Linked DNA regions of Mus musculus: region 1 is linked to region 2. Evidence: chromatin loops called from intact Hi-C (ENCODE). Cell type or tissue: left cerebral cortex. All regions are shown on one strand. Each heading gives the region's core, and the rest is flanking DNA. Links, peaks and the distances in the headings are about the cores only.

Region 1 (15,830 bases), core at 4,040-12,039, 310 kb after region 2:
GCAGGATCCTAGCCCTGAGGAAACTTATGAGTGACATACATGACTTGCTAGACTGAACGATGCCCTGCTGGGCTACCCATTGTCACACGTGACTTGACATGACCAGGTAAAACCATCTGGGTCCAGGTTTGTGCTGGATCCCACTTCCAGAAGCTATGAACGGCTATGAATGGTTTATGCTTCATTTTAAAAGATTGTGCAGAAATACACTCAAGAGTAGGCCGGATGTGGTGATGCACCAACTTCAGTGAACCAAAAGATTGATCCCTTTCTACTGTCTCTCAGCGCATCAGCAGCTGTCCAAGTTTTCTGTGCCTTTTGGAAGCTGGGAAACTGTACAGTGCACAGGAGGCAGAGCTTCATTCGACTACATTAGGTAGGATTTATAACCTCTGCAGCCGTATCTGACCGGTGCCTATGGCCATGCTTGCTTTTAGATGCTCTTTCTCAACCCCTCTTGAGCATTCAACTGGGTTTCCACACTTCAGCTGGTTGCCCCATACTTCCTCTGCCCAGCGAAGGATCTTAGGTCCACTGGCTGTTTGTAAACAGTGGGTGGGGAACATATTGCAGCTTGATAGATAGAACTGAACACACACTCCCCACTAAGTAGGTGTGGGGTGGGTGAAGGGCTCCAGCAGGCCCTAACTTGGCAAATGTGGCTCTGACAGGCCTTGCCCTTCCCTCATTCATTCTCCCTTGTTAAACTGTTGAATTACATTCCTAAGCTAGCCCCCAAGGTCTATTCCCTTATTTGGACACTTCCTCATCCTAAGGATGACTATTATGGTTCAGCTATCAGAGTATTGCAGTCCAGCAATCAAAATTCCCCTTTGGCTCACTTAATTAACATGCCCAATCAAAGCAAACCAACTCATCCTAAGAGGGTTTTCCCTTTGGGCCAATGGCAGTTTATAAAGGGAAAACCTCTATCCAGAGGGAGTTTTTGTCCCCTAGGGCAAATAATCCTTTCCCTCTCCTTCTTGTTCTCTTCCTCATCCTGTCTCTTGCTTTGTCTCTTATTCCCTGCCCTTTGTCCCTCTGGAGCAAGTGGATCTCTGCTGTGCTGAGAACTTGGTCTTGGTGTGTCTTGTGCCTGGTCCTTTCAGTGGGGTGAAAGGGTAGTTGGGATTTGGGACAAGAAAATATCACCACTTCCGGGGAAGCAGACTGGGGGCTGAGGTGTCTGTGGTGGGTCCAGGTTTTGGGAAACCTTTATTCACATCCCCTCCTGTTGTTTGAGACATTGAAGCCACCAGGCAGTGTCTATTAAGCAACTGGGCTGCTATCCATGATCCTCCTACTCTTGGTTGCCCCGTGTGTCCGATTCGGGGATGCAGAAGACAGGGGTGGAGCAGACCTGTGGTCCTGGAGTTTCCTAATGTTGCCTGGCAACCTGGGCACAGGTGCTGTGAAGCATCCACTCGCGACTCGGGTGTAGGGGAACTCAACTGTAGACAAGATGGTCACCCATCTCCTGAGAGCTGGGGCTGGCCACAGATGGTGGCTCTTCTTTCCTCTTCTTTTACCCATTAGGACACAGCTTTGATTTTTGGGCACGAAACTATGTCTTCACAATGAGGGTGACATAAAACAAAAGCACATGGTTCAGAGGACTGTGTGTGTGTGTGTGTGTGTGTGTGTGTGTGTGTGTGTGTGTGTGTGTATCTGTGCATGGTATGCATGTAGTTTGGAACTAATGCAGAAATGCCAAAAATAAAAATCCCCATTCTTCCAAACTCTTTCTTTTAAGTTCTCTCTCCTGGAGGCACAAAATGTTTCTTAAATCAATAAATCAATCTAGGAATCCCCAGAACTTCCTGTCTACACCCAATCAGTTTGCTCTGCTCTGAAGTCGACCAACTTTTTCCCCAGAGTCTGTCATTTTCTTATTTGAAGCTTGTAGGCTTAGATTTTTCAAAACCTATTTTTTAAAAAGATTTATTTATTTATTATATGTACATTGTAGCTGTCTTCAGACACACCAGAAAAGGGCATCAGATCTCATTAAGGATGGTTGTGAGCCACCATGTAGTTGCTGGGATTTGAACTCAAGTCCTTCAGAAGAGCAGTCAGTGCTCTTAACTGCTGAGCCATCTCTCCAGCCCTCAAAACCTACTTTTAATAAGGGTTCTTAAACGCGTTCACCTCCTTCCTAGCCCACCTCCCACCAGAGGTAGTGGGAAGGAAAGGTACTAGAGCAAAGGAGGATGTGGAGCTGTTTAGAAATAGTTCTTTGGAGCAAATCCACTCTTCCTTGTCAGGACATCAGCAGCTCAGTTCACGAGAATCAGCAACGGCAGCTCCATCCAGAAGACACCTTGAAGCTCCACCAATCAGTGTGAGTTCACAGAAATGGCAAGAAGCTGCCGGGATAACATCAGAGCTTCTCTGGTGGTGTTTCCCTCTGTGAGGTCACCACAAAAGATGCCCAGCAAGGAATGGTAAGGCATACCAATACCACACAGCATCATCCACTGTCTGTTGGGTTATATTTATACCCTTTCCAAACTCTCAAGCATCCACTCTAGCAAAATATCACATGCCCTCTTTTCCAGGCTGCTTCCAGAAAAGCACCATGTGCCCGTTCTCAGCAAAACACCTTCTCTTGTGTTCACTTCAGCAAAAAACGTTCTCTAATGATAAGACAGTTTCCAGAAAAAAATCCCGTGACACAACTGAGTCTCCAAAGAAACCAGAAATTTCCACTTCAGAAGTTGATTACTCTGGAACAGGGATGGTTTTTAGGCCACTCCTGAGAGCCCTGCTCAGGAGCGCACACACACACACACACACACACACATGCATACACACATGTACACACACGTACAAATACAAATTCTCTCTCGTTATCGTGTGTGCTTGTGTGTGTTGTGTGTGTGTGCGCGCGCGTGTGCCATAGAGCACATTGAGGTCAGAATAACTCTTGGGAGTCAGTTCTCTCTCTCCACCTTGTTGAGGCAGTCTGTCTTGTTTCTTTTTCTTGTTTATTTTTCACCAGGATAGGGGGCACACAAGCTTCTGGGGAAGTCTGCTGTTTGTACTTTCCACCTTTGCTGTAGCAATGTTGGGATTACAGATGCCTGCCACTGCACTCAGGTTGTTAAGAGGGTTCTGGAAATGGGGGTAAGGTGGTCAGGTCCAACTTCTATCTAAATTCTCAGGTGGGGGCGGGGCAGGGAGGGTCGGGCAGGACAGGCAGGGCAGGAGTGAGGCTGGAAGAGGAGATTGCACTGGAGAATGAGGAAGACCTCTCCATAGACGTCCCTGTCATATCGTGAGGATCTGAATGAGAAGTAATCCCTCTTCCCCACAATGCATTTGAACTTTCAGGCTCCAGTTGGTGGCACTGTATGCATAGGTTACGGAACTTCTAGGACGTGGAGCCTTACTGGAGTTAATTTGTCACTGGGGGCTGGCTTTGAGAATTTCTAGTCTTGGCTGCTTCCAGTTCACACTCTCTGCTTCCTGTGTTTGGTTGAGATGAGAGCTGAGCTTCGTGGTTCTGCTACCATGCCTTCCCTGCTATGACAGATAGCTAGCCTTTAGGACAAGCCAAAATAAACTCTTAAGTTGTTTTTGGTTGTGGCATTCTCCCCCATCCTCCAGCAACAGGAAGGTATACATTAATTGTTATATAAAGACGATGGCTTTGGGGTTTAAAAGTCTTTAGAGTCTTTTGTTAGCTGGTTCTACCATGATAGTTCTCTGGGGGAAAATGACAGCTTCCTACTTCTCTGCAGGAATATGAAGAATGGTTACAAAATACAAACAGCACATGCACGTTTTTATTACATTGATTTGTGTGTGGGTGTGGGTGTTCCTCATGTGGAGATTGGAGGACAACGTATAGAACTTCAGTCTCTCTTTTTACCATGTGGGTAGGTTCTGGGGATTGAATTCAGCTCGTCAAGTGACCAAGCCAGCTCACTCAGTCAACAGGTTCTCCAGGCAGGAGCGAGGAGTAAAAAGAAAAGAGACAATTAGACAACATTGTAGCCTGACCCCAGCCAGGTCTGAGGCTGAGGCGGGTTTATTTTTCACCAATCTGCTTTTGTACCATTTTAATTACATGCAAGTAATAAGGTCAGTTCTAGGTTGAGGAACAAGCAAGACAATAAACACCAATAGTCGAGGACCGAGCAAGGCAATAAACAAAGTCCCGAAATCACTCCTCTGATCACCTTTTCTAAGGGCTTATCAGGATGACCAAGATATCAGAGTCTATTTCCCTGTCCCAACCCAAAGTCATATTCTTGCTGGAAGCCTACTTCTTTGTTCTAGCCTAAAATCAGATTCCTGCCTCAACTTACTTCCCTGTCCTGGCCCAATGTCAAGTTCCTGCCAAGCAGCCCTAGGAGCTCTTCACAACCAATGTTAATGGCAAGCACTTTTGCCCATGGAATTTTCTCAATGGTTTCCACTTGTGCATTAAAAATGTAACGTTGGGGCTGGGAGATGACTCAGTGGTTCCAAAATGGAGCTGGATGGAAAATGGAGGTCTCTATAGAGTAGAGGGGTGCTCTTTGCCACAGGGTGCTGTGCAGAGATGGTGGGCAGCCTTGATCCCTGGGAACCCCTGCCTCCTGATGCCCATACTGTAGAGTTTCTTCCTGATGGCTGTGGGCTGGACATGTGCCTTGCTTCAAAGAGAGAGACTCCAGAAGTGTGGGGATGTCACTTCCAAGTTTAGCTGACAGAAGCCCACACTTTGCTTCCAGTTAGCTTTCCCTCACTTGCTCTCTTTGACGAAGCCAGATGCCATCTTGGGAGCTTCACTACTGAGAGTTCTGTGTGGCCCAGAGGACAGCCTGTGGGCCATTGTCAAAAGGAACGAAGAAGCCTTTAGGGCAGCAGCCTGTAGACAGGTGGAACTGCCACTTGTGCATCCTGAGAAAAGGCAGCTCCCACAACCATTCTGTATTTGTGACCCCAAGGATCCCTTAGTTAGAGGACTCAGCTAAGCTGGGCCAAACCTCTGACTCCTGGGAACCAGAGAAAACAAATGTTATCCTAAACCGCTCTTAAAACTCAATTCTCCAGCACTTGGGAGGCAGAGGCAGGCAGATTTCTGAGTTCAAGGCCAGCCTGGTCTACAAAGTGAGTTCCAGGACAGCCAGGGCTATACAGAGAAACCCTGTCTCGAAAAACCACCAAAAAACCAAAACCAAAACCAAAACCACCAAACCAACCCCCCCCCCCCCAAAAAAAAAAAAAACAAAACCAAAACTCAATTCTCTGGTGAGATGGTTCAGCGGGTAAGAACATTGACTGCTCTTCCGAAGGTCCTGAGTTCAAATCCCACATGGTAGCTCACATGTTCTCTTCTGGTGACTCTGAAGACAGCTACAATGTACTTATCTATAATAATAAATAAATCTTTGGACCACAGTGAGCAGAGGTCCTAAAATTCAATTCCCAACAACCACATGAAGGCTCAAAACCATCTGTACAGCTACAGTGTACTCATATACATAAAATAATCTTAAAAAATATTTGAATTCTCTCTCTCTCTCTTCCTTACTCCCTCCCTCCCTCCCACATGCGTGGGAAAACTTGCGTGTGGCATGCGGCTGAACTCTGAGGCATGGTGACTTAATCATTAAACTTCATGCTCTCTGTATGGGAGGGCCACCTTATGATTGTCACTGCCTGAGATTTAAGTTGGGAACTAAGCCTTTTAGGAAGGTAGTGAGGACCCAGGGACCAATGCTGTACCTTCCTTGTGTACAAGTCTCATACATACAGGGTCTTAATATAGAAGTGATGAATGGAGATACGGGTGGTAGCCAACCTCCACGATGGCTCCAAGCATCCCTATTTCCCAGATTCACACTCTTGTGTAACCCTCTTCCATAAGGAGTCAGTGCTGACCAAGGCGACCAGTGAGAACCATGGCCTTGATGGCATGGGACTTCTAATGTTGGGTCACAAAGACACTACATTGCCTGCCTTTTGCTGCTGGAAGCCAGCAGTCACCTTGTGAGGACAATCAGGCAGCCCTGTGGAAAGGCCCACTCCTGTCGGCCATGTGAAGGCCCACTCCTGTCGGCCATGTGAAGGTGTCCCTGTGGGAGAGCTGTCCAGCAACCAACAAAACTTCTGGGTGTGGCCCACACTGCCACCCATCTACAGGCTCATGAGAAAGAAACTCAAAGTAAGACATACTCAGAGCTGGGCGTGGTGGTACACACCTTTAATCCCAGCACTCGGGAGGGAGAGGCAGGTGGAATTCTGAGTTCGAGGCCAGCCTGGTCTATAAAGTGAGTTCCAGGACAGCCAGGGCTATACAGAGAAACTCTGTCTCGAAAAACAAAAAACAAAACAAAACAAAACAAACAAACAAAAAAGACATACTCAGAAAGCCACTACCCAATTCCTGACCCACAAAACTGTCAGAGGAAGCCATTATTGTTGTAAGCTACTGGGTTTTGGAGTGATTTGTTACATGGTGGTAGGTAACATATTTTTATATTCAATACTCATTTACATAGCATACTTGCTATTTAGTCACTAGATTTGGTAACCTTGCCTGGTAAAAGATAACTAACTTACACTGAGTGGTAGGCTTGGTCGAGCTACAGAGCGCAAAAATACAGTGCCCATTTTCATGAAGAAGTATAGGGTATCAACGGTCAGATAATAGTGCAAATGGATGTAGATTGTAATAATGCCAAGGCTACACAAGGGCTACGGCTATTCAAAGCTACAAGGGACACTTGTTCATGTCGGATGGGGATGGAGATGGTTCTCCCGAGGAAGTATCTGGAATAAGGACTTAGTTGTGTGAATAGGTAGTGAGAAGGAAGGGCTGGAGCGGAGGGGAAGCTACCGGGGCTGGAGTCAGAGATTGAGGATGAGCAATAAGGTTGGGACAGAGACACGACATGGTAACCTAAGTCACAGCAACGTGCTTGGAGTTTAAGAGCAGTGAGAAAGCCTTTGAGGCGTTTATGTGGAGAAATAGGTGACTGTAACTTTAAAAGCTTAGGTTTAAGAATTCTCAGGCTGTGGAGATGGCTCAGTGGTAAAGCAAAGCCTGTGATGAGTGTCGGGAGGCACACACAGAGGATCTAACTGAAACGGCGAGTTCCAGGCTCAGCGAGAAACTCCGTCTAAACATTAAAACGGGAAGACTGGAGGAAGACATCCAAAGGTGACCTCTGTCCTCCCCACATTACATGCGCGTGCATAACCTTCACATACATGTACATGCACACACATACAACATGTTTAATGACCAACGGGCTAGGAAACGGAGTGGGAAAGCAAGCATTTTCCATTGTTAGAGTAAGTATAATGGGTATGACTTCAGAGGAAGGCAATTCAGCAATCTCTCTCAAGATATTATACTAGGTTCTAAAACATTGCTTCCAGAAGTCTCCTAGTAGGTTTGAATGTATGTAAACTGACTTGTTTACCATGTCACAACAACACTGTATGTAATTCAAAAGATGAGACACCACCTCAACCAAGATGGAAATAGAGAAAAGGCTAGGTATGTATCTATACAAAAGAATATTATGCAATTAAAATGATTTTTTTCATATGATTAAGAAGTCCTCATGGAATACATAGGTGATGAAAACCAGGTAAGAAACGGGTACAGGATGCTAGTATCTGTACAGGCAAAAGAGGAACTTAAAGTATTTACCTGTGAATGCTTATACTCGGTTACATTCTTGGGGCTGGGGAGATGGCTCAGTGGTTAAGAGTACCGGCTCTTAATTGACCCTATAGCAGCTCACAGCTGTCTGTAAACCCAGTTCCAGGGGATCTGGCACCCCCACACAGACATACATGCAGGCAAAACACCAATGCACATTAAAAAAAATTACATTCTTTGTCAAGAAGACTAATAGGGTAAGTGTGTGTGTGTGTGTGTGTGTATGGGGGGGGGGGATTACTAGCATATGAACAAATTCTATAGTTGAAAATAAATGGATAAAAAGGTAAATGGTAAGATTATTTGCTACAAAAGACCCTGGCCTTTAACTCAGCACCAGTTGAAGAAACTCTTTAGGGCTGCTTCTGCAATCTTGATTTGGTTTTGAGATAAGCAAAAGGAAGCACGTTAGTCAGCCCCATTTAGGGCATTGGGCTGGCACCATTAGAAAAAGACTAAGTCTGTCCAGGAAAGGTGATATAGCTACTGTGACTTTAGCAGTGTCACATGAGTCACTAAAAAGTTCCAAGGGCAGTCACCTCCGGGTAGCAACAGACCTGGAAGATAAGGGACGTCCTAGAAAGCTGGACAGGAATGCCACGCCCGTTTTCATGCTGTGTGGAACTTAAGGAATTGTTCTAGAGAAAGGTGAGGTACGGAGATGGAGAGAGAACTTGCGTTCATTATACTAAACTTTCGTGGAACAAGGAAACAAGTAGGAAGGAGGCTGGACCAGGAGCCTGCCCCTGGGTCCACAGTGGGAAGCAGCGCCACCTATAGGCAGAACACACTGGCCCTAGAGGCTCCCCAGGCCCCAGCTTGAGATAGTGGAGTGAGTGCACAGAGCTGGCTAACCTGGAGTCCTTCCAGCAATGCAGGGCTGAGATGAGGAGGGAGATGGGAAGCGAGACCCAAGAAGGGAACACCTCTATAAATGTTAAAAGGCACTGGTTTAACTTGGTTCTTAGTGTATCTCTTCCACTCTTGATCGTTTTGGGGCTTTTTGGTAATTTTGCTTATAAAAGTGTAAAGTTACCCAATTCTAGTTATGGCCAGTGTGATGGTTTGTATATGCTCTGCCCAGGGAGTGGCACAATTAGGTGTGGCCCTGTTGGAGTAGGTGTGTCACTGTGGGTGTGGGCTTTAAGACCCTCACCCTAGCTGCCTGGAAGCCAGTGATCTGCTTAGCAGCCTTCAGATGATGGAGAATTCTCAGCGCTGACTGCACCATGCTGGCTGAATGCCTCCATGCTCCTGCCTAGATGATACTGGGCTAAACCTGTAAGGCAGCCCCAATTAAATGCTGTCCTTATAAGAGTTGCCTTGGTCATGGTGTCTGTTTGCAGCGGTAAAGCCCTAACTAAGACAACCAGTAATCTTTTAAGTCTGGCTAATGTAACATAAGAGTGCTGCCCTGGTTCTTGCTAAGTGGAACTGTAACAAAACGGAATAGCAGTTCATTAGTTAAAAATACATCATCTGTGCAAACAGAACACTGCAGGTAACTGTCATCTGGGTTAGAGGACGACGCCTGTAAGGGTGACTCCACTAGGGGAAGTGGGCTGAGTTTCTGCAGCACAAGGTTTTCTTTGGTGATTTTGGGGGTGGGGTCTCTGTGACGTGTTCTTTTTTTTTTTTTTTTTTTTTTTTTAGAGACTTTAAAGTCATGCTTTTAGTGCTGAGCAGGTCCCTCACTGTTGTAGAACCTTTTCAAACCTTTCTTCTGGCTTCTCAGGTGTCAGCTTTTGTTCATAAAAGGCTCCTGGCTTGATCTCACAAGTATCTAAGGCCCAGGGTTTGGAGATTCTAGAGGAAAGCTCAGTCCCCACTTCTCCTGGTAACAGCTTCCTCGCCCAAGCAGCCTGACGTAACTGCAGCGATGCAGGTGTAGGGTGCTCTGACGTTAGCCGACTGAGTTTCTGAGCTTCGGGTCTGGAGGTGGGTTCCCAGGAAGGGGTGGGCTATTCATTTCACTCCCTCTGTCACTGAGATTCTAGCTTTGAAAATTAAGTCACACTACCACAAACTAGGGATGTCTTCAGTGCCCTGCTGTATTTTACAGAGTTGGCATCATATTCATGTAAAATCAGTGTTAACTCTGGGCTTCAGAGACGAATGTTGGACTACTAGTGTCTCACTGACAAGACACTGAAGGTCAACGATGGGAGACAGAACTCACCATTTAAAAAGATCAAGAATGAACACCACCTCACTAAGGTATTCATTTGTGTTTATATGTGCACGTCTATGTGTGGCAGATACACCTGTGCGTGTGGACCACTGACTGCCCTCGAGCTGGAGCTGCTGGCGTTTGGGGGGGGGGTTCCAGGCTTGTTCCTGGATATTTTGATCCAGACTCCAGGCCTCATGATTGTACAGGAAGCACCCAACCACTGAGCCCTCTCTCCCGCAGCTAGAATCACATATAACAAAGAGCTCTTTGTTGCTAATTTGTTTTCCTGACAAAACATAATTTCCCCATTCTTTCTTACTGATGTAAAAGGCACGAGACCTGGGCTGAAGAGATGGCTCAGTGGTTAAGAACACTGACTGCTCTTCTGAAGGTCCTGAGTTCAAATCCCAACAACCACATGGTGGCTCACAACCATTGTAATGAGATCTGACGCCCTCCTCTGGTGTGTCTGACGACAGCTACAGTGTACTTACTTATGATAATAAAGAACTCTTATTAAAAAAAAAGGACCACAACAGGGACATTTTTTGTATTAAAACAAAACAAAAAAAAAACCCAGCGTGAGATTTGATGACCAAATATTTGGCTAAAACCAAACCAAAAGCCAGCCTCTGTAACTTCCTTAGCATCTTGAGTCCCGAGGAGACTCCTCAGGCCACAAGAGTGAGTTGTCTTCTTTTCATTCTTCTGTTTATGTTACTTGGACCCCGTCCCCTGTCCTTCCCATCCTTGTGACTTAGTGAGGACTGAGCTGACTCACTGCTTTTCGCTCACCCTGTTTTTGCTGTTTACCCACCACTCACTGCATTCATTCACAGTGAGTGTTGCTCACTGCTAAATTCACCTGCTACATTGCAGGCATCGATTTTCAGATACCCAAGGCTTACTTCTCAATGCAGGTGAAAGCAACATGACCTACATCCCATTCCTCCGACACAGCCCTATGTGATTAATCTCTACTTAAGAGTTTTTACCTGTGCGCCAATGCATTTCTGCTGCCATCAGCATACTTACCATTTCCTAAGTGGTGCAGCTACCTAGAAACTAAAAGGCAAGTGCATTTGCTCTTTGTTTCCATTTTTGCTGTGTGGGGACTGAGATGAGAACCCTGCACAGGCTAGCTTCTACCAGTGGGCTATACTGTCAGCCCGTGATTTTCTAAGACAGGTTCTTGTCAGCTAGCACAGACTCAAGATCTGCCTGCCTCAGTCTTGAGATTTCCAACTGCCCCCCACCCCTGCTGAGAACAAGCCTGGTGTGGTACGCATACCTGTAATCCAGGCTGAGGAAGGGCTACTACTGTTTGAGTCCAGTCTGGACTAAAAATTGAGATAAGGCGAAGGGTTTGCTGAGACAAGCAGGAGACCTAAGTTCAGGCAGCTAGAACCTAGGTCAGACATGGTGGTGTCTGTAATCTCAGCACGGAGGCCGAAAGAGGATCCCCAGCGTTTGCTGGCCAGTCAGTCAAGTCACTGGTAAGCTCCAGGTTCAGTGACTCTCAAAAATAAGGTGGAAATGCAACTGAAAGACACCTGACAGTGACCTCAGGCTCCACATACACCAGCTCCCACATGGCCGACATGGAAGCACTTGTGTGCCAAAGCACCTGGGTGGTCTTAGTTACCACGACCCACAGACACACTTGTTGAGCCCACTGTCTCCAGGAGGCACCCACCTTGATTCAGTTCCTGGGCTGTGCTGCTTGGCCATTTTCACCATCCACTTAGCAGAGCCCAGGCTGAAAGACCTTACTATATCCATTCCTGTGATCTAAACTATGGATCCCCATTTGTCCCGGGACTTTAGGGAACAGTGTAAGCATGCTCCCTCTTGTTTCTAAGGTGGTTGCTGTGCTAAACTGCTTGACGACTTCCAATAGGAACCACTTAGCTTCACTTAAGCCACGGTCCTAACCCGAGGAAAGCAGGAATCAGTCAGGGGCAGTTGAAAAACAGAGTTGCTGAGCACGCAGGCGCGAGAAACAGGTCTGAGGTGTAACAAGGGGAGCTTGGAAGCTGGGAGTGCCTTTGACAGCTACAGGAATTTGGTCCTCTAGGTCACTGGTCCGTCCTGCTAAGACCCAGAGGGATAGAGTCACACCAAGGCCTCAGCAGTGCTCTGGCATCCTTAGTGGCTCTTCTCCCTACCTGCTCTCATCACGTGGCTTCATACTCTTCCACACAGACAGCTACACTGAATGCCCTTCTCCTTAACTAACTGGAGAGTTACAAGTATTCAATTAAGAAAAAAATTATTCAACACTGACATTTTATTTTCTGAAGTTTATCATAATTTTACAAAACAGAACAAAACAAAAAGAGCAGGTATCAAAAACAGCAGTTTATAGAGTTTCTGCGCTGGTTCTCACCTCAGTCAGTGACTCTGGAGTTGGCATCTTAGGGAAAGACAAGCAGGCTGATTCCCTCTCGGCCACGCACATTCAGGTGGTTGGTTTCGGAACTACTTTGTAATAACTTTTTACAAGCACCGGTCATTTTTTGAGAATCAATTTGGTTTGTCCAACGAAGTAAACACTTTTTTTCTTTTACTATGTGGCATTTTTCTTTCTTAAAAACACTGAGCTGAAACACAGACTGTGTCTTTGGATCAGAACCAAATCTTCTGAGATCCCCATTACCTGAAGAACACTGAAGACGTCCTCGGGAAATCATGGGAAATGTTCCAGTGAACACTTGTGTAATGGCTAAGGCAGCTACCTTATTTCTGATGAAAGTATTTCATCCAGAGGCTGCTGGAGGCCTGTCTCTGACTTGGGACTGTTTCCCCAGGCAGCCTTATTACCAGAAGGAAATGGGATGTTTGTGCCAAAGAGGCGCTTATATTGTGTAAATACATTTATATAGAGCAAGACTCCTTGCTCCGGACCCTGGGTCACCACAAAGAGATTGAGAGGCCATGAAAGTTGGATGCTAACAGGAAGTAGCACACTTACACTTATAGCATCATCTGGAGGCAAGCGGAAAGAAGGCTGGAAACTGGTAGTAGGGCTCACCCACTACTTGCCCTGGAAACACATTTTGCTTAAATAAGGGAAGTGTGGTCCAGTTTTGCAATGTTAATAGCTGCCAGTCTCTCATTTTTAAAAATAAAGATCACTTCCTGACCAGCAATGAGTTAGGAAACTGGCCTCAACTTTGATCACATCTCTCAGTATTGGTTAAAAATAAAGTAAAACCCTTAAACCAGGCAACAGAGTTAGAAATTGCACAATCAAACTTGAATATAAATTACAGAATGTGATACATATTATTGACATGGTTATGAAAGGGTCAAACATCCCCACTGAGACAAAATTTTCTCCACATTATTTCAATTTTCATTAAAGGAAACTGATATGTAATTTTCTTCTTTACAGATATGAAAAAGGAAGCAAGAAGGCAAAGCTGAGAGAAACAGATGCTACCCACAGGGCAGCGGTGCCATTTGGTTGTTTTGGTCTTTATACCAGCAACTCCCACTTCTGTGAACGGTGTCCAGTTCCAGCTGGACTACACGGTTTTCCTTGCAGTCAAAACTCGAACAATGGACCCCACTCCTCCAGCAGCAAGGGCCTAAAACAAACCAAATACACAGAAGAGGTCAAAGGGAAGTCAGTCTAAGGTTAGGCAGAACCCCGAACTCATTAACTTGGTAAGTTCTTCCTGAGCATCCTCTATGGCCCAGGCCGGTCTCAGCATAAAGCTGATGACAGTCTTACTACTAGGACTTAACACATAACAAAGACCAGCCTCTCAGGCTCCAGCCCCTGTGAACTTACTTCCAAACAGACGCTAGTCACTCTTCTAGTACACCTTGTCTAAAGAATGTTTAGGATGTCTGTAGCACAATGTTTCTAACTAAAACGTTCAAATATAAACCCAGGACATTCGCCATCTCCCTCCCTCACTGAGGTTGGGAAGAACCTGAGGCTGGGACCAGTTACCCCAACTTCCACTCAGTTTGCAGATTTCCCCCCATGGTAAGAAGGTATTACTTAAGAGCTAAGAGCTGATCTCTAACTTGGAATCTCTGACTTGAATACCTGGGAGTCATGATTAAATATTAGCAGTTGGAAATTTTGGTGTACTTATTTGGTTAACAGTTATACAAGAAGAATATTTCAGTATTGTGTATGAAGTGCTGTGTGCTATCTTCGAGTTCTACAAAAGCAGAGTAAGGGCATATGCCTAGCCGGACAGCAAGAGATGTCAGGGAAGCTGACAGCCAGATACCAAAAGCCAGTGTGGAGGTGTGAGGGTGGGGTGCACTCAGGGAAAGGCTGGTACTGCTGAGGCCTAAGGAAGAGTGAAATAAATGGGTCGTCAATGAATGACAAGATACCTTTGGATTTTAGATCACTTTCCAGCAGTTGGGTAGAAAACAGAATGGTGCAAATCAGTTAGGACACTATAGCAGTCACTCTGAGATGCCGCAAAGTGTGCATTAGAGACCTACTGGTACAGATGCACTTGAGGAGTACTCAGAAAGTCAACCCCGGAGAGATCTGGAAAAACCAGACAACATATGTGCTGCTCTCCTCACCAAAGTGAGTTTCTCCTTCTAGTACTGAATCTGGGTGTTGGTGGTGCACGTCTTTAATCCCAGCACCCCACGAGACAAAGGCAATGGCTCTGAGTTCAAGGCCAAGCCTGGTCTACAGAGTGAATTCCAGGACAGCCAAGATACACACAGAGCCCCTGTCTTGAAAAACTACCCACCTCTGTCAAAGAGAAATAAATGAAATGTGAGCAAGAATAGAGAGAGCCTGCAAATAGAGTCCAAATAAGATGACCATACAAATTACTCCACAAGTTCCGTTCAGCGAGAGGGCGCACTGTACTTAGGACGGATACGATACCGGAATACTGCAAGGAAGGCTTTCACAAATAGCTCTTTGGTAGTGTATGTAGATAAAGTGATTTAACTAAGGCTCAACAACAAAATTTCCTTTTAGTTTTATCTTATACACATGTTTTCACTCCGACTTAAGACAAGGGTTTTTAAAAAGAACTGATTTTCAGGGTCTGAAGGATGGCTCAGCACATCAAAAGTGCTAACTCACAGAGTTACATTCCCACAATGTACACAAAAAAAATCATAGGCAAATTGAATGGTTAACACCTGGAATCCCAGCGTTTCTATGGAGAGATGTGGCTATGTTATTGTTAGTATTTTATCAGTACAAGAGCTAGGTATGAAAGCTTGCTTTGTGTACATGTATGTGGGTACAATGTACGTGAATGTGTGTGTGTGTAGGTAGTCAGTTCTTTCTGCCCATTATGTGGGCCTCAGAGAATGAGTCAAGTTGTCAAGTTTGCTGGCACGAAATTCTAACCAACTGAGTCACCTGGTTCATCTATCTACTAAATTCTTATACAGAACTAAAAATAATTTCCTTTTCTCTTCCTCCCTGAGACCAGCCTCCCAGTACAGCATATAATTCATTATGTAGACCAGCTTGGCCTGGGATACCTCTCTCTAGAGACATACACTGCCATACATGCCGATAACAATTTTTGAAATACAAAACTACAGTGCATGAGATCAACCAAGAATGCTAGGCAAATACTCCTTCTCCATGGCCTTTGGCAACTTATTATAACTTTCGATCCCTTTGAGCTTGCCTATTTCAGACTATTTCACACAAGTAGAAATATAAATACTTCTTTTTTGTTTTAAAGATTTATTTATTATTATATATAAGTACACTGTAGCTGTCTTCAGTGTCACCAGAAGAGGGTGTCAGATCTCATTACGGATGGTTGTGAGCCATCATGTAGTTGCTGGGATTTATCTATATTGTAGAATGTACAAAAACTCCATTCCCTTCCATGGATGAGTAACACCCCACTGTTTCTAGGTACCATATATTAATCTTTATCTTGGGTTATTTCTATCCTTTTTTTTTTTTGGTTTTTTTGAGACAGGGTTTCTCTGTATAACCCTGGCTGTCCTGGAACTCACTCTGTA
Region 2 (15,830 bases), core at 5,177-13,176:
CAGAGCTCAGAACCCTCCTTACTTTCTTCTCGTCGTACAGCACATCAGCGGCTCCAGCCTCCTTCTGCGTCCTTTGCAGATGGCAGCCAGGGATGCATGGGGGCCACCCGTAAGCATCTACCAAGGGCTCGGCCATGTGCCAGGAACTCTTCTCGGGGCTTCATTATCACATCTCATCCTTACAACGGTCTTCCGAGATGCGTGTCTCAGTTCCAGGAATCTGTCCTATCTATGCGATCACAGCTTAGTGATGGAATCTGATCCCTCTTGGGCCGCTCACTCTTGAAGACTCTTTTTGTTGCTTCACACTTCTTCTAGATCCATCGATAGACTCATATTTTAGAGACTTGAAACTTCCTCAGTTTAAAAATATCACAGCTCCAGCCAGGCATGATGGTGCGCCTTTAATCCCAGCACTTGGGAGGCAGAGGCAGGCAGATCTTTGTGAGTTTGAGGCCAGCCTGGTCTACAGAGAGAGTTCCAGGACAGCCAGGGCACAGAAAAACCTTGTCTCATAAAAACAAAACAAAACAAACAAAACAAAACAAAACAAAACAAAACAAAACAAAACAAAACAAAACACCACAAGTTGAAACAGACTTTATGGTATGTGATGGTGTATACCTATAATCCCAGAACTCAGGGACTGAGGCAGGAAAATCATGGGTTTGAGGCCAACTTGGGGTACATAGCAAGATCCTATCTTTTTAAAAAATGGAAGAAAAAAACCCCAAAAAACCCAAGACACAAAGGAAGGAAAACACCCACCACTTTGCTCTTAAAAAATAAAATAAAATAAATTCAATACTCTTACCAGATATCCTCAGATCCTTGCTCTCTACCGCCCCCTAGAGCATACAGCTGTAAGCACTGCTGGGAGGGTAAAGAAAGGGGAGAGAGCCCTATAAATCCCCGTCTGTGAGAATGTCTAAACCACTCTCCAGCAGAGCATCCTCTGTACTGCTCTGGCTTCTGCCCCCGTCAGGAGGAAAGGCTGGTCCAGAACTAGTGTGATCAACCTGGCTAGTCAGGCAGCCAGGAGTGCACTTCCAGGATGGCCCTCAACGCAAACAAACGAAAGCTCCTTCAATGGGGCTTCCCAGAGGAAACCAACCCCAACCCCACGGTGCTGCCAGCTTGACTGGGAGTGTGGGAAGGAAGGCCCAGAGTTCCGGCCTCGTGTCAAAAGCCTGAAAATCAACAGCACCTTTTACACGAGATCCCTGAGCAGAAATCAGTCCCCAAATTTCGAATCACTGGGACTGGGGGTCCTTCTCTTGTGGATAATTCAGCTTGGGTTTTAGCAATGTGGGGATCTAATCCCCCGCGGCTGGAAGAGTCGCGCAGGCTTCCTGCTTCCGGGCTGGAGTTAAGCAGTTTGATAAAAAGTCATCTGAGCCTGAATAACCACGTTTGCCTTTGCTCCATTTATCTGGGGGCCCTGGGATTTCTTCTGGAGTGGTTAATGCCCCCGGCTCTTCCTCTGTTTATTTTCTTTGGTTATGTTCCCATAGCTGATGGATGTAGGAAGCCGCTTAGTCCATAACTGGCTGGTTAGAGGCATGTAGGGCACAACCAATGAAAAGAATGTGAGACTTTGAGAAGTTCAGGAAGAAAAGAGTGTCTCTATTGGCGGACTTCTGGTGTCTGAAATCACCTTTAGGTATTTAATCCTTCCAGGTAAACATTAACTCTTGCTTGTTTAAAATGCTGAGACCCTGAGAATGGCCCAGACAGGCAATCATTACACTCAGTGATTTCGGCACACTCCATCAAAAGCCAGCGCCTTTCCAAATGAAGAGAACCAACTCACTTATCAGCCATCTCCTCTCTCAGGCTTGTGCCCGCTACTGGGTCTTTCCTAGCCTCCTCCCTACATGAAAACCTCTTTGCTTTGTGACGGCTTAACCTGGACCAGGCCGAGAGTCAATGCCCAGCTTGTGCCTTCACTGAGCCTGCTTTGAGGGATGTCTGTCATTCCTCCGCAGGTCCATGTTAACTGGACAAAGGATCTGAAGAATTACGTGAGACCCTGTTCCACCATTCAACAGCTGTACTATCTAGAACAAGCCTCAACTTGCTTAAGCCCCCCTTTTGTATATATTATTAAATTGTTATGTTTATTTAGTCCGGGGGGGGGGGGCGGGAGCACAAGCACACATATGTGGTTATGTGTGTGTATACATGTTATGTTGTGTATGTGGAAGTTCTCTCCTTGTCCCACGTGAGTTGAGGATTGAACTCAGGCCGTTAGTCTTGACAGTAAGTGCCTTTACCCACTGAGCCACCTTGCCAGTCCTCTTTCCATGTTTTTAAGATGGGAATAGAGATCCCATCTCATAGGGGTTAAATCGGATAATCTGTGAGATACAGCCAAATATGATTCATTAATTGTCTGGCTTTCCCAATAGGAAGCAAGAGGACTAGCCAAATATTTTGTTTCTATCTGTTCTCCTAGCTGTAGACTCGGAATTGCTGTCACACAGAAGGTGCTCAGTAAATATTTCAAAATGAAAGAATGAGCTCAGGCTGGGGAGGCACCTTTTAATCTTAGCTGCTCACAAGGCTGAGGCAGGAGGATCATTAGTTAAGAAAAATTAGGAAGACTCTCTCTTTAAAATTAAAAACACAGTCTGGGAAGCCAGCTCAGCCGGTAAAAGTGCTTGTCACACAGCCTGAGTTTGATCCCTGGCACCCACGAGCAAAGGTGGAAAGCGAGAGCCAGCTGCACACAGTTGTCTTCTGACTTCCTCTTGTGTGCTCTGACACTTGCATGCCATATAATAATAAATAAAACAAAATAATTTAAAGGGGAACCATCAAAGGGAGACAGGGGTGTAGTTTGGCGGCTAGTGTGTAGGAAACCATAAGCTAAAATTCCCAGGACTTAACAGCAATGAGAGAATACCGAAATAACATCCAACCGTTGCTGAGATCTTACCAGCTGGGTTCAAAAACTCTTCCACACTTTCTATATGCTTAATTTTGTGTTGGACAACGATGTAAGCACTAGTAACTAGGGTATTTTTAGCCTGCAAGAACCTCGAGGGGAAACGCATGCTTACGTTCACAAGGGCACTGCTGAAAGATCGATTGGAGGGAGGAACACTTGAATCAGAGCTAATTTGCCCGCCTTCCGATAGATGATGGACGAAGCACCTGGCTTCGGTGGGCAGAGCGAAAATCGCCACAAATTGGGTTTTGTTTAAGGGAGGAGCAAAAAAAAAAAAAAAAAAAAAAAAAAAGTCTCAGCTCTGGCTGATCCAGGAGCCTTCTGCCTCAAATTAATCTAGTTCCTGACCTGCGTCTGGATACCTGCACAGGTGTTTCTGTCAGATGCAGAAAAACAAAGGTCTAGGGTACTTGAAGGAAGCCGTCAACTTGATGGGATTTCGAATCGCCATGGAGACACATCTCTGGGCCTGCCTGGGAGGGTGTTTACAGAGGAGAAAAGAGCCACCCTGACTGTGGGTGGTAGCATCCCATGAACTGGGGATCCAGGCTGAATAGAACAGAGCCGATAAGTAGAGCATCAGCATTCACTCCTGTCCCTCTGCTTCCTAACTGTGGATTCAGAGGGAGCAGCCGCCTTAGGCCGCTGTTGCAATGCCCTCACCCGTGAGCCAAAAGAAGCCCTTTCTTACCAGCCGGGCTCCGAGGCTGGTCCAGGAGCCTGGATCTTGATCCCTGACCCCCCCCCCCATCCCCCCAGAAAACAAGAACAAAATTGCTAACCGGGAGGCCACACAGCAGCTCTTTTGTGCGCCACTTGAGAGAAACTTGATGAATATGTACGGAATTTTCTCTCCGTGGAATGTAAAGGGACGGGGTGTGTCGTGTCATAGGAGGTCAGATTTCACTGTGGACTGATAAATCTTTGTGCCTAGTGGATACTGCGGCAGGGGAACTGTGGGGCTGGGTGTGGAGTCCTTGATGGAGAGTTTTGGTTCTGGACTTTGAAGGAAGTGATACTGGCTAGGATGGACCAGGAGAGGCTGTGGCTGTCCTGCTGTGGGGCAGGCCCACTCAGCCAGTTTCTAGAAGATGTTAACAGTTTCATTTGACACAGTAAGGCTGCCCCTTTATGAACAAGCTCCTGTTTCTTCCCAGATCTGTTTGAACGGGGACTCTTTTAGCTCAGAGCCTTGTATCTTTAGCTATTGCTTCCCCCTTTACCTCTGAGCAATGATTCAAAGAAACCTTACAAACTGGGCAGAGTTGGGAAAGAGCAATTGGCTGGGTGGCATCGGGATGTAGGTCTGCTGTAGGCTGAGGCAGCCTAGTCTGATTAACTCCAGCCCCACTGTTTCTGCAGGGAACTGGGATTCTCATCACTGCCCCAGACAAGATAGATGCAGGAGTAACTAGGATGGATGTCCTAGATCTCTGGAATGACCAGACATCCAGGTTGTCTGTCAGCCTGAGACAGGAAGTTCTAAGAATGTGGGACGCTCAGATTTTGAACTTAAAAAAAAAAAAAGATTTATTTATCTTATATATATATATATGAGTACACTGCAGCTGTCAGACACACCAGAAGAGGGCTTCAGACCCCATTACAGATGGTTATGAGCCACCATGTGGTTGCTGGGAATTGAACTCAGAACCTCTGGAAGAACAGTCAGTGCTCTTAACGTCTGAGACATCTCTCTAGCTGAATCTTCTTCTTCTTCTTCTTCTTCTTCTTCTTCTTCTTCTTCTTCTTCTTCTTCTTCTTCTTCTTCTTCTTCTCCTTCTCCTTCTCCTTCTCCTCCTCCTCCTCCTCCTCCTCCTCCTCCTCCTCCTCTTTGTTTTGAGACAGATAGGGCTTCTTGCATCACAAGCTGGCCTTGAACTCACTAGGTAGTAGAGATGACCTTGAACCTCTGATCTTCTTACCCCCACCTCCCAATCCTGGGATTAGTTTATATGGTGCTGTGGATTGAACCCATGGTTTTGGGCACACGAGGCAAGCACTCTACCAACTGAGCTCCTTCTCCAACCTCAGTCTGTGGATTTGGTTCGTTTCCATTTGTTTTACAATGCTGGGGATTCTATCCAGAGCCTCACCGAAGCTCTCTAGCACCACACTATCTCCTTAGCCTTGGGATTTTGCACTCAAATCATCTAAGTCCCAGGAAGAGTGAGGCTATCTGCTTACCCTCCTTGGTGCTGGTCTATCCATCCCTGACGGGCACAAGATGTTCCGAAGTTACCCATCTCAGACTGGGGACTGACTGGAAGCAAGGTGGGGGTATCCCTTTGTTTTTTTAGAATGGCACCCCTAAGAGAGGAATCCTCCGACAACTCTCAGGAATCCAGGAAGTCAAACTGGTCAGGACTGTGGCATGCCCCTCCCCCACATCATCAGAGGGAATACATTGGAATGAACAAAGACTTCACTGTGACATTTACTTGTTATTTGTGTTTGTGTGTCTGTCTGTCTGTCTGTCTCTATGTGTTTCATGTGAGTGCAGGTGTCCTAGGAGGCCAAAAGGGGGCATCAGATGCCCTGTGTTAGAAACCACCTGCATTCCAGAACAAGATTCACAGGTCTTAAATGACTCTGTGCCACATGTTTTTGTCACCAGAGTCCCTTATACACATGCTCCATATCCCCCTAAAGTTTGTGTCATCCTGGTCTTTGTATCATTCTCTCTCCCTCCTTTTTCCTCCCTCCCCCACTAGAATTACAGGTGGTTGTGAGCGGCCAGACCATGACTTTGGGGACCAAACTGAGGCCGTCTGAAAGAACACCAAGTGCTTTTAACTGCTGAGCCCTTCCTCCAGCCCCTTAAATTTTGTTTCTTAATCAGCCCATGCTCTAAATGCTTTAAAAAGCTCAACACCAATGACTGAGGAGAGCCAGAAGGACCGGAGGTGGGGGAGAGACCCAAAGCATCAGGTAGGAAATGAGATCTACCCTGTAGAGACCTAACCAGGGGAGAGCCCGGCATCAGGGGCACAGGGCTGTGTATATGTTTCAGGCTCCAAGTAGCCTACTTCCGGCTACAGAAGACTCCCCCCACAGGTCCCACTTAGTAAATAGCCCCAGGGATTTCCTGCTCACACAAGTGGCTCTTCAGACTCCTGCACCAGCTGCCAACCTCAGCCTTCTAAATTCCCAGACTGCTCCTGCCTCCCTGGAGGGCCCAACCGCTCAGCTTTGCTGAAATCTCTGCCAGTGACTTTTTACTTTCTCAGCACCCAGTAGAGGGTGGAAGGCAAAAGCTGATTAAGCCACTTAATCCAAAGCAGAAAGGAAGCTTAAAATTTCACCTGCAGGAAATTGCTCCAGGGTCGCAGATGAAAGGACTTCTCAGAATGGTCCTCCTCTGCCGCCCCTCCCCCACAGCGCACGACACTCGCACTCCCTTCCCTCGGAATAGCTACTGGGTGCACCGGGGTGCTTGGTTCACGCTAGCTGAAGTTTCCTAATAGCATTTGTTACAAACCAGGTATCATGGGACAAGTCTAGTCCCAGCACTGGAGAGATGTAGGCAAAAGGATCAGGAGTTCAAGGCCACCCTCAGCCACACAGCAAGTCTGAAGCCAGCCTGGGCAAAGACAACCTTGTCTCAAGAACAACAGGCAAAAACCACGTGGTGTTTCCTGTTAATTATGCGATAGGTCTGCAGGTGGCAGGTCGTGCTGTCGCCTATGTGATGTCATAGGTTTGGGAGGTCCTGATGCCAACAAGATACACTTAAAGAGTGTCATTTGAGTCTTCAAAAATCTATGTGAGGTAAACACTATTATTAAGGCCATTTTAAAGATGGGAAAATGGAAACTCAGACGATGTGTTGGGGGTAGAACTGGACTCTAAATTCTGATTCTAAATGTCCCCTTTCATGTTACATCACGTCTCCTAACGCTCATCATCAGGGGGTGCTGTACCAGGAAGTTCTTTGAAATCTCAGGCCACTGTCAATAACATACCAGATCTTAAAAACCTGAGTCCGGAGTGATGCTAAGGGCAAACTCAAACAAATCCTCTTGCTTTTTGTTCCTGGCTTGCTTTGCATTTGGAAGGATCTCATTTACCTTTGCGATTCCCGCTTGCAACCCCACACACCCCTATTCTCTTGCTAAGGGGAGCCTGGGGTAGTGGTGGCTACCTCTTCAAAGATGGCAAAGCCTAAGAAGCCACACCTATAGTTCAAAGGGCAAAGCTTCCTCCTAAACCCTCCCTGGAAGCCGTGCTCCCCCCCACCCCAGCTTTACTATAGACAATACTTGATGGACCGGTCACCATGACAGCAGTTGCCCAAGTTGTGTTTCGGGGAATTGGAGGTTGTGGAAGGTAGTTGGAACTACTGACCTATGCAAGTGTCCAGTGGGTGACCTTTTGATGGCTAACGCTCCACCCTTAGGGTCCACTAATGTCACTGTTTTCGGAGCATAACCCAGGTAAAGCTCTAATGGCTCACCTACAGGCTACTTCACTTTCTTCATGGCAATCATCTGTTGCAAGCCTTAGACCCTGCTTATTTCAAAAGTGCCCCTTAACTTTTTGAGACCTTGGGCACCTGCCTTTTCACGTCTGGCTCCGTGTGTGTGTGTGTGTGTGTGTGTGTGTGTGTGTGTGTGTGTGTGTGAGATGTTTGCAATTGTTTCGTCAACTGTCAGACTGGCATGCCAAACAATGGGCAAAGTGAGTCTCATTGGGTAACTAGAGGAGCTGAACGATTGGCGTGGTTACCCAGCAAGTTCATTAAAAAAACAAAACAAAACAAAAGATAAAGTCTGGTGTTGATGCCAGCAATGCACCAAGGCAGGAGGATTGCCAGGGCTACATAGCAAGACCCTTTCTTAAAAAAAAACGAACAGAAAAGCAATTTGCATAGGGCCATGAGGTTGGAGCTGGTTTTAGCTCAGGCTATCTAGCCCAAGAGAGAATGAATAAACCAGCAGGAGAGAACAGCGTGTGTGGAAAGCAGGGGACTGGCCATCCGAGTCAGAACTTCTGAGTGGCTTAGGTTTAACTGCCTCTTTCCCTTAAGTCAAATCGGTCATCTAAAGGATGCCTCTAACCAGAGATCCCCCTCTGGACCCCCATTCTTTTGCTATGGGGAGACTGGGATAGTAGTTACTATCCCTTCAAAGGCAGCAAAGGAAAACAAGCCACACCTATAACCTCCGAAGGGCAGAATTTCTTCTTGATCCCTCCCCTCATGTCTCAGTGACCTCAGCATGCACACCCCAGGCAGCGCTTGGAACAAGACATTCTATAACCCGGAGTGCTTTTTTCCCAGGGTTCCCCAGGGTGAGGATGAGGAGGAGGGTGAGGAGACAAAGGCTGGGGTAGGTGAGAACTTTCCTCCATGGTCATGTGAATGAATTGCCCTCTTGGGAACTTTGAAGAGGCAAGAGATTCCAGTCTGTGACTGTTGGGGGGAGACAGAAGCCAAAATCAAACATGCCTCCCCCATGCCCCCACCCCCACCCCAAGCTGCTTGTAGATTTGGGAATATGGCTACTCACATCTGCCTCATTCCAGAGTCCTGGGATGCAGAAAGACTCCAGCAGGTCACTACCACACAGCAGCAAGATGCGCAGCTCTGGGGAGGGAGAGCAGAGGTGGCACACAGCATCAGAGGAGGATCTGGGTACTAGCTCTCAGCTTTCTACCCTCAAGAACACTTAAGTCTGCACTCTTAGAACTGTGGGGCTCAGGTCGCCTTGACAACACCACCCCAGGGTATCCATAGTTCAGCACCCCCAACCCAACCTCACCACCACCACCTTCAGGGCTAGCGCAGGATGGCTGGGCTCTCTAACAGCAGCCAGCTACATACGTTGGCATAAGGACTCGGAGCCCCTCCCCCACCCCACTGTTACTTTCCTTTTCCCACCCTTCCTTTCTGAGACTGTAGCCTAGGCTGGCCTCAAACTTGCTATATAGCTGAGGTTTGAACTCTTGGACCCTCCTGTCTCAGCCTCCCTAGGGCTGGATAACAGGCACTTATTTCTGTGTTCTCTCCACCTAGAGTGGGCCTCCTTCAACAAGTGCTAACACGGCAGGGATGGGATGGAGGGAGACCTCTGACTGTGAAGATGGAGTATCCCAGTTGATCAACTGTGCGCTCTCTTTCTGAGGACGTAGCCTTCAGCAAAGGGCTCAGGAAGCAAGGCTGGGGCCACCTCCCCTTTACCCGTGGTGCTCCATGCCTGTCTTGCTTTTTTTTTTTTTTTTTTTTCCTCCTCCTCATTAAGCCCAATTTGAATTATCCCATTGAGGCTCATTGTCATTTAAAATTGGTAGCAAATGGTGAGATTCAACTGAGTGACAGGAAAAGAATCTAGAGATTCTTGACATTCCTCAGAGTGTCCTACATCTTAGTGCACATCTTAGGCTGCCCAGGTTTCTGCCTTATCCAGCGTGTTGTATCTGAGACAATGAGACCGCTTGTGCAGAGCTGACCACTAGTCTTCCAGACACGGCTGCTACCATGGTCCCTAAGAGCCCGGGGGCTTTGCCTGACGTACACCCCAGGGCTGGGCAAAGGCTTTCAGATGTTGAGCTTGCCCCTGAGAGTCTCTAGATGGGATTGAGGCAGAAGAAAGTAGCCAGCATCTATCTCATTGTCAGAAGAAAGTAGCCAGCATCTATCTCATTGTCTCTGGTTCTTCCCTCAGGGAACACAATGAAGACTGAGAGCTTATGTTATCTCTTTGGCACAGAACCTTAATTTGTCTTTCTACCCCCAGGGCCTGGCAGTGACTGGCACCCAGAGGGGACTCAGACATGGTGAGTAGTTAGGCCAGCAATTGATGTGGTTGCAGAGCTAAGAGGGCTGCCTGAGAGATAGCCCCCGGACAGTTTAAGGGCGATTTCACAATGTCTGAATGTCATGCTTGGGAAGAGGAGAACTGTGTCACTGGCATCTGGTGGATTGGACACTGCTAAGTGGCATCCTACTGTGCCCAGGGCAGCTCCACAACACACAATGCCTGCCCCTAAATGCTGGCAACACCAAGGCTGAAGACCCTGAACTGGGATTTCCATTCTTATGCTAGGACTCACACTCTTGCCTAAGAATAATATGAGACTTAAAAAAAAAATAGGCTAAAGCCCAGAGAGGCAGAGTGAAACCTCTGACTCACCCCACCCCGCCCCACGCCCGGGACCAGTGCAGATGTGCTTATTGGTAATGGCCCTGGTAGAGTCTGTGGTCCCACATGAAGCCACTGGAGGGCAGCAGTGATTTCCATATTTCCAGTCCACAAGCCCTTGAACTGGGAAAGCCATGAGGGAAGCAACCAACTGCTGAAAACAGAATGGGCTCACTGATGCTAGGAAAGAAAAAAAAAAAAAAGATGGATTTTCCTTGTGGTGTGCAAGGAGCCTGTGAGTACCAGGGCCTTGCAGGACTTACTCACTTTGCCCTCCACTGGGTCTGCCTCCCTCCGCTGGTCATCTTGACCCAGGGCCAGCAGTCAGGGCCAGTACTCTCCCTCCACACTCCCTGCTCAGGAATTCCAGCTATGTGTAGCCCAGTGGCCCATCCCAGTTCCCACGGTACACGGAGGCAGCTGCCACCTGTATTGCTGTGAACCTGGAGTCTGTCTGTCAGCAGGGGCATCATGGCTCTCCTTTTCAGAAGCCAAGAATTCTTCATTATCCCTCCCTGTCAGACACGGGGATCCCTTTCCCTTCCAGAAAGCAAAAGCAGTCAGAGGAGGCTAGCCAGACTGGGGAGCCAGAGGGGATTTCCCCCAGCAGAGACAGCAGAGCCTAATTCAAGCTCTCGGGGCGGGGAAAAGACAAATTACACTGAAAAATCCTAGGACTGTTCTGAGCTCTGCTGGACTGAGACAGGCAGCAGGGTGACAGTTCCTACAGGGGACTGCAGGGATGCAGAGCTTAGAGCTTAGAGCTTAGAGCTTTGAACTCAGCGCTGGCTGCTTTGCCTTTGGATCCTCTGGGCTTACAGAACTTGCTTGCTTTGTGGCGATTGGCCAGAAAGCCAGGTGCCCACTCTCCTGGAGACTTCAGAGCTGACAAGCTGATGTGTAAAGGATGTTAAAGTCTAAAAGGTAAATAAGAGGTGAGGCTCTTGAGTTGCTTTGGTTCAACGAAGTCTAACTGTGTGCTAACTGCACTCCATTCTCACTAATGCCTCTGCCAATTAGTAACCAGTTGTCAACATTTTACAAATAGTTCTAGGAAAGCAACAGGAATAGCCCAGGCACGACTACATCTCAAAACGTTATCACATCTGCTGGTTATCATGGTACTTAGACACACCAGCCATCTTAAGATCACAGCAGGAGCCCAAACCCGAGTGCTCCCTCAGAAGAGTATCCACAAGGTATCTGACACATCTTTAGAAGTTAAATCCGATCTGGTTGGATACCAAATTGCCTCTCCTTCTAGACATCCACCAACTTGACCCTCCTCATCATCTTCGGCCTCCAACTCCACTCCTGCCTGCCTCCGCCATGCCTTTCCAGCTGCAGGCACTTGGGTTTCCCACCTGCCTTTCACTCTGGAACCCTGGGAAGGCTTCATCTTGCTGATTTGTTGATTTACCCAGCTGTCAGCTCCTTCTCTCCCACTGCCCCCAACAGATGTTTGTAATCAGCTTCTACCTACTCTGGGCACCAGGGTCTCACACAGACAGTGGGATAGATACCTTAGCTTCAGCCAAGGCTGCAGGCAAGCCACATGGTGGCTTTCAGCCAACCCTGGCCTCCTTCTCTTCCTTAAAGCATTGAAAAACCTGAAGCGGCCTTGTTTGTCTGCAGTATCAGTAGGCAAAACCAACGGTCTCTCTCACTGATGCTCGACTTTCATTCTTTTAGATGAGGGAGGGGAGGCTGTGAAGGGAAGATTGATGGCTGATCTACTACTGGGGAGTGAGTCTAATGGGGAGATGTTCGATAGGCTCTAGGTAAGATTATGATCTTACACTCCAGAAGGAACATTCTGACCGTAGACCTGGCTGTAAACCCACTCCAGGTCTCAAGCCTCCACCCTTCCTGAACTTGCTGCTCCCAGGTGACTGGAGGCAAGAGGCTCCAAAAGTCCCCACTGTCAGAGTTCAACTCACCGATCTCCTCATACCGCATCACTGTGCCCAGGTTGGCGTTCTCATCTGTGGGGATAAACGGGAAGAGGACAGATGAACAGGAGAGAGAGGGAGAGGGAGAGGGAGAGGGAGAGGGAGAGGGAGAGGGAGAGGGAGAGGGAGAGAGAGAGGGAGAGAGAAGAGCATTAGGGAGCTGAGAGCCTCCTCAGTGATAGAGGCTGGGGTAAGATGAGGAAAGATGTATCAACTGACAGGAAGCATCCTCGCCCCCAGCTGGGCAGACCCTTGTATTTCTGGGATTTTCATAATTAGACCATCTCAAGGGGAAACCAGTGACAGACACAGTCACGTTGAGTGCTTTCTATATCTGTACCCCAGGAAGGCTGCCCTCAAGAACTGTACCCTCAGAACCTGGGACACAGAATTTGGGGTCACAGGAGGTGGCCTCCTCCCACTCCAGTTGCTTCCTGATTTAAAGAACCAGCAAATTTGGCATGCTGAGTCATTTCCTTGGTGGGATGTCACAAAATATGGAAGGATCATGCCTCTGGCATCTTGTTCCTGGTGTGTACTGTCTGCATGGAGGTGCCCAAGGTACACACGTGTGCACACACAAATCTATAGGTGAGCCGCCTTGTCCCTGCCTCTGCCTCCTCAGCTGTCTCTTAGTTTCCTCTCAATATGCCCCAAACTGGAACCTCCAAAATGGCAGAAGGCAGCCGGAGTTAGAAGGGGAAAGTTCTCACCCAAGCTGAGTCTTTGAGGAGCACCAAAAAGATAGTGGGAGCCCAGGGATGGCTCCTGTGTGTCCACTGGAGGGACAGGCACTGCCTGAGCAGATCTGTAGGATCCAGGACTCTTGGGGACACCCAGGGTGTTTTAGACACATTTTATGGAGCACGGGGTGAGGGATGAGCACAGGCTGGAGGAGGGAGAGGAGCACAAAAGGCCTTTGGGGATCACCACACCCTGTTGCTCCGTCAGCTCTCCACACTGTAGGCCTGGCATTCCTGCTTGTCTCTGGTCTCTTTCTTTTTTTTTTTTTTTTTTTTTAAATATTTATTTATTTATTATATGTAAGTACACTGTAGTTGTCTTCAGATACACCAGAAGAGGGAATCAGATCTCATTACGGGTGGTTGTGAGCCACCATGTGGTTGCTGGGATTTGAACTTCGGACCTTTGGAAGAGCAGTCGGGTGCTCTTACCCACTGAGCCATCTCACCAGCCCAATCTCTGGTCTCTTTCAACTGCTGCTCTACAAATGACCACTCCACAAAAGGATGCCCAAGGCCATACAGGCCATTACAACAAATACCATGGGAGGAATGACCTCTAAACAACAGGAATTTACTCCTGAAAGTTGTGGGTGTTGAAAGCCCAAGATGAAGGAGCCAGCATGGATACTGTCATCTCCTTACATCCTCAGATGGTGGGAAGGGAGAGCTAGCTCTGCGGGGCATTTTCTTTAAAAACAATTTTAATTACATCTTGTTTGTTTGCTTATTTCTTGGTGTATGTGTGTGTGTGTGTGCAATCCATCTTAGAGTCCTGAGACTCTAGTTCTTAATACTGTCCTTGGTGGGGGATTAACAATTCAACATATGAGTCTCTGGGGGTGGGACGACCTGCTGATGTATGAAGGGAGGTGAGAAAGAAGAAAGATGAAGCGGGGAAAGGCAGCCTTTGTCACCTTACCTACAAAAGTGAAGCGCTCCACTGGTGGGCGGACGCAGCAGATCCGGCTGAGGCTTTCTCCCACCTTTCCCAAGATCTTGGCTATGGGAGAGAACAAGACAGACAGAGACAGAGGGAAAGAACCACTCACACCTGACGCTCACGTCAGCCCAGCTTTGGGGCCACTGTAAACAGGGGTGTACTGGAGAGGGTGGGGCTGGAAAGTGGAAGGCAAGAGGAAGGAAGGAAAGAAGGAAGGAAGGAAGGAAGGAAGGAAGGAAGGAAGGAAGGAAGGAAGGGAGGAAGGAAGGAAGGAAGGAAGGAAGGAAGGAAGGAAGGAAGGAAGGACAGAACAATGACTGCCAGAAGTTCTTTCTTGAGTCTAAGGTACAAGCACTGTGAGCCATACATGGCAGTCTACTCTCTGATCATATTTACTGCATTGTTGAAAAGTGGAAAATAGAGGAAAGGGGGATATATAAGGAGAAAAGGGAACAGCACCTGCAATCCCACTTCCAGAGAGAACTATTGCTTAGCATGTTGGTGTATTATTTATTTTCTTCCATCCTAATGAGCATAATGTGCATATGTTGGGTTCGATTTAAGGGGCATCCAAGCCGCTCTGCTCTTCCAATTCTTTCCTTTTTTTGTTGTCTTTCTGTATAGCCCTGGCTGTCCTGGAACTCACTCTGTAGACCAGGCTGGCCTCGAACTCAGAAATCCACCTGCCTCTGCCTCCCAAGTGCTGGGATTAAAGGTGTGCGCCACCACTGCCAGGGTTGCTCTTCCAATTCTTAACGTTATGGTTTGAATCTTAAATGTTCCCCAAAGGCCATGTGTTGTGGCCTGATGACACTGTGGGAAGTGGTAGACGCTGTAGGAGGTGAGGTCTGATGGAAAGAAGTTATGTCACTAGGGGTGTGTCCTTCCTCCTCTCTTCCTCTCCTTTGTTTACAGCTATCACAAAGCGAGCTTCCTCCTCTGCCACCCACTCCCATGATGCTGCATGCTTCCAGAGCATCAGAACAACATGGCTGGGTAACCCTGGACTAAAATCTCTGGAACTTGAGCCACGTACATCTTTGTTAATTAAGGTTGATTATTCTCAGGCATGTTGTCACAGCAATGGAGAGCCATTGTGACTAATACATTTCTCAGGAGCTCCTCAATGCATCTGTCCCAAGCCAATCAGTCCCACTGGACAGCAGTACCCAAATTCAAAGAAGCTCAGCCTGTGGCAGACTACACCCTGGAATCATCTCTGCTGGGCGAAGGAGATGGTCTTCACAGTAGTCAGGCATCCTACTTAGCAGAGAAGTTCCCAGACTTTCTTAGTATCCAGTATAACTGCATGCAAACCGAGAGTCCTAGCTCTTCTTTATAAATTACTATGTTTATAAAAGACCAGTCATATATTAGCATGTGGTCTCTGGGTTTGAAAAGTAGTGGACATCTGTCTCTTAGAACTTATATTTGGTTATGTTTTGTTCGAAACAACAATTCATGCAGCCCACGCTGGTCATAAAGTCCTGATCCTTCTGTTTCTACTTCCCAAGTTCTAGGATGTAGGTATCTGTCACTACACCCAGCTTCATGTCTTGGAATTTACTTAGGAGAATCCTTGCAGTGGCTCTCAAATGCCTTCCTAATGCTGACACCCTTTGATACAGTTCTTTATATTGTAGTGACTCCCAATCACTAAATTATGTCATTACTACTTCACAACTGTAATTTTGTTACTATTCTGAATTATAATGTAAATATCTGATATGCAGGATATCTGATATGCAACTCCTATAGGGTTGCCACCCACAGGTCGAGAACCACTGCTTTAGGGCATGTACCTTTTTGTTTATTTGATTGGTTGGCTGGGTTTTTTGTTTGGTTGGGCTTTGTTTGGGTTCTTTTGGTCCAAGGAAAGACAACATATATGTCACAGAATTACTGCATTTAGTGAGAACACAAGAATAGCGCACACAGCACGTAAGGCACACAAAGCTAGTGCAAGAAAGTGTTGGTGGCTTTGTTCTTTGTTGTTGAGGAGGTGGGCCAAGAATGTGGACATTTTGTATGCAATGTGACTCATGGCTCTGCTACTTCCTCACTGTGACCCTGGGTGAGACCCTCGAGCTCCCTAGA

Evidence for each region. Peaks named below come from ENCODE experiments on the same cell type or tissue, not always from the same donor. Only the 100,000 strongest peaks of a DNase experiment are listed, where the experiment ranks them.
Region 1: a loop joins it to region 2, with 3.0 times the contacts of the local background. A loop is called at or near these places in 10 of 42 quality-filtered maps.

What each region holds. Positions count from the first base shown.
Region 1 is chr1:152,771,862-152,787,691 of GRCm38, reverse strand. It overlaps Arpc5 (actin related protein 2/3 complex, subunit 5), which reads right to left. Exons shown (of 4, transcript NM_026369.2): 4 at 12,112-13,432. The coding sequence ends at 13,370. Among named protein-coding and RNA genes, the nearest start is that of Arpc5, 13 kb to the right of the region's middle. In left cerebral cortex, for the core only: a CTCF peak has its summit at 8,443 (motif pointing left); DNase peaks (open chromatin) are centred at 4,686 and 8,438.
Region 2 is chr1:153,086,747-153,102,576 of GRCm38, reverse strand. Nmnat2 (nicotinamide nucleotide adenylyltransferase 2) reads right to left here. Exons shown (of 11, transcript NM_175460.3): 6 at 13,713-13,793; 7 at 12,036-12,080; 8 at 8,464-8,540. Among named protein-coding and RNA genes, the nearest start is that of Lamc2, 92 kb to the left of the region's middle. In left cerebral cortex, for the core only: CTCF peaks have their summits at 5,476 (motif pointing right), 10,158 (motif pointing right) and 12,279; a DNase peak (open chromatin) is centred at 10,169.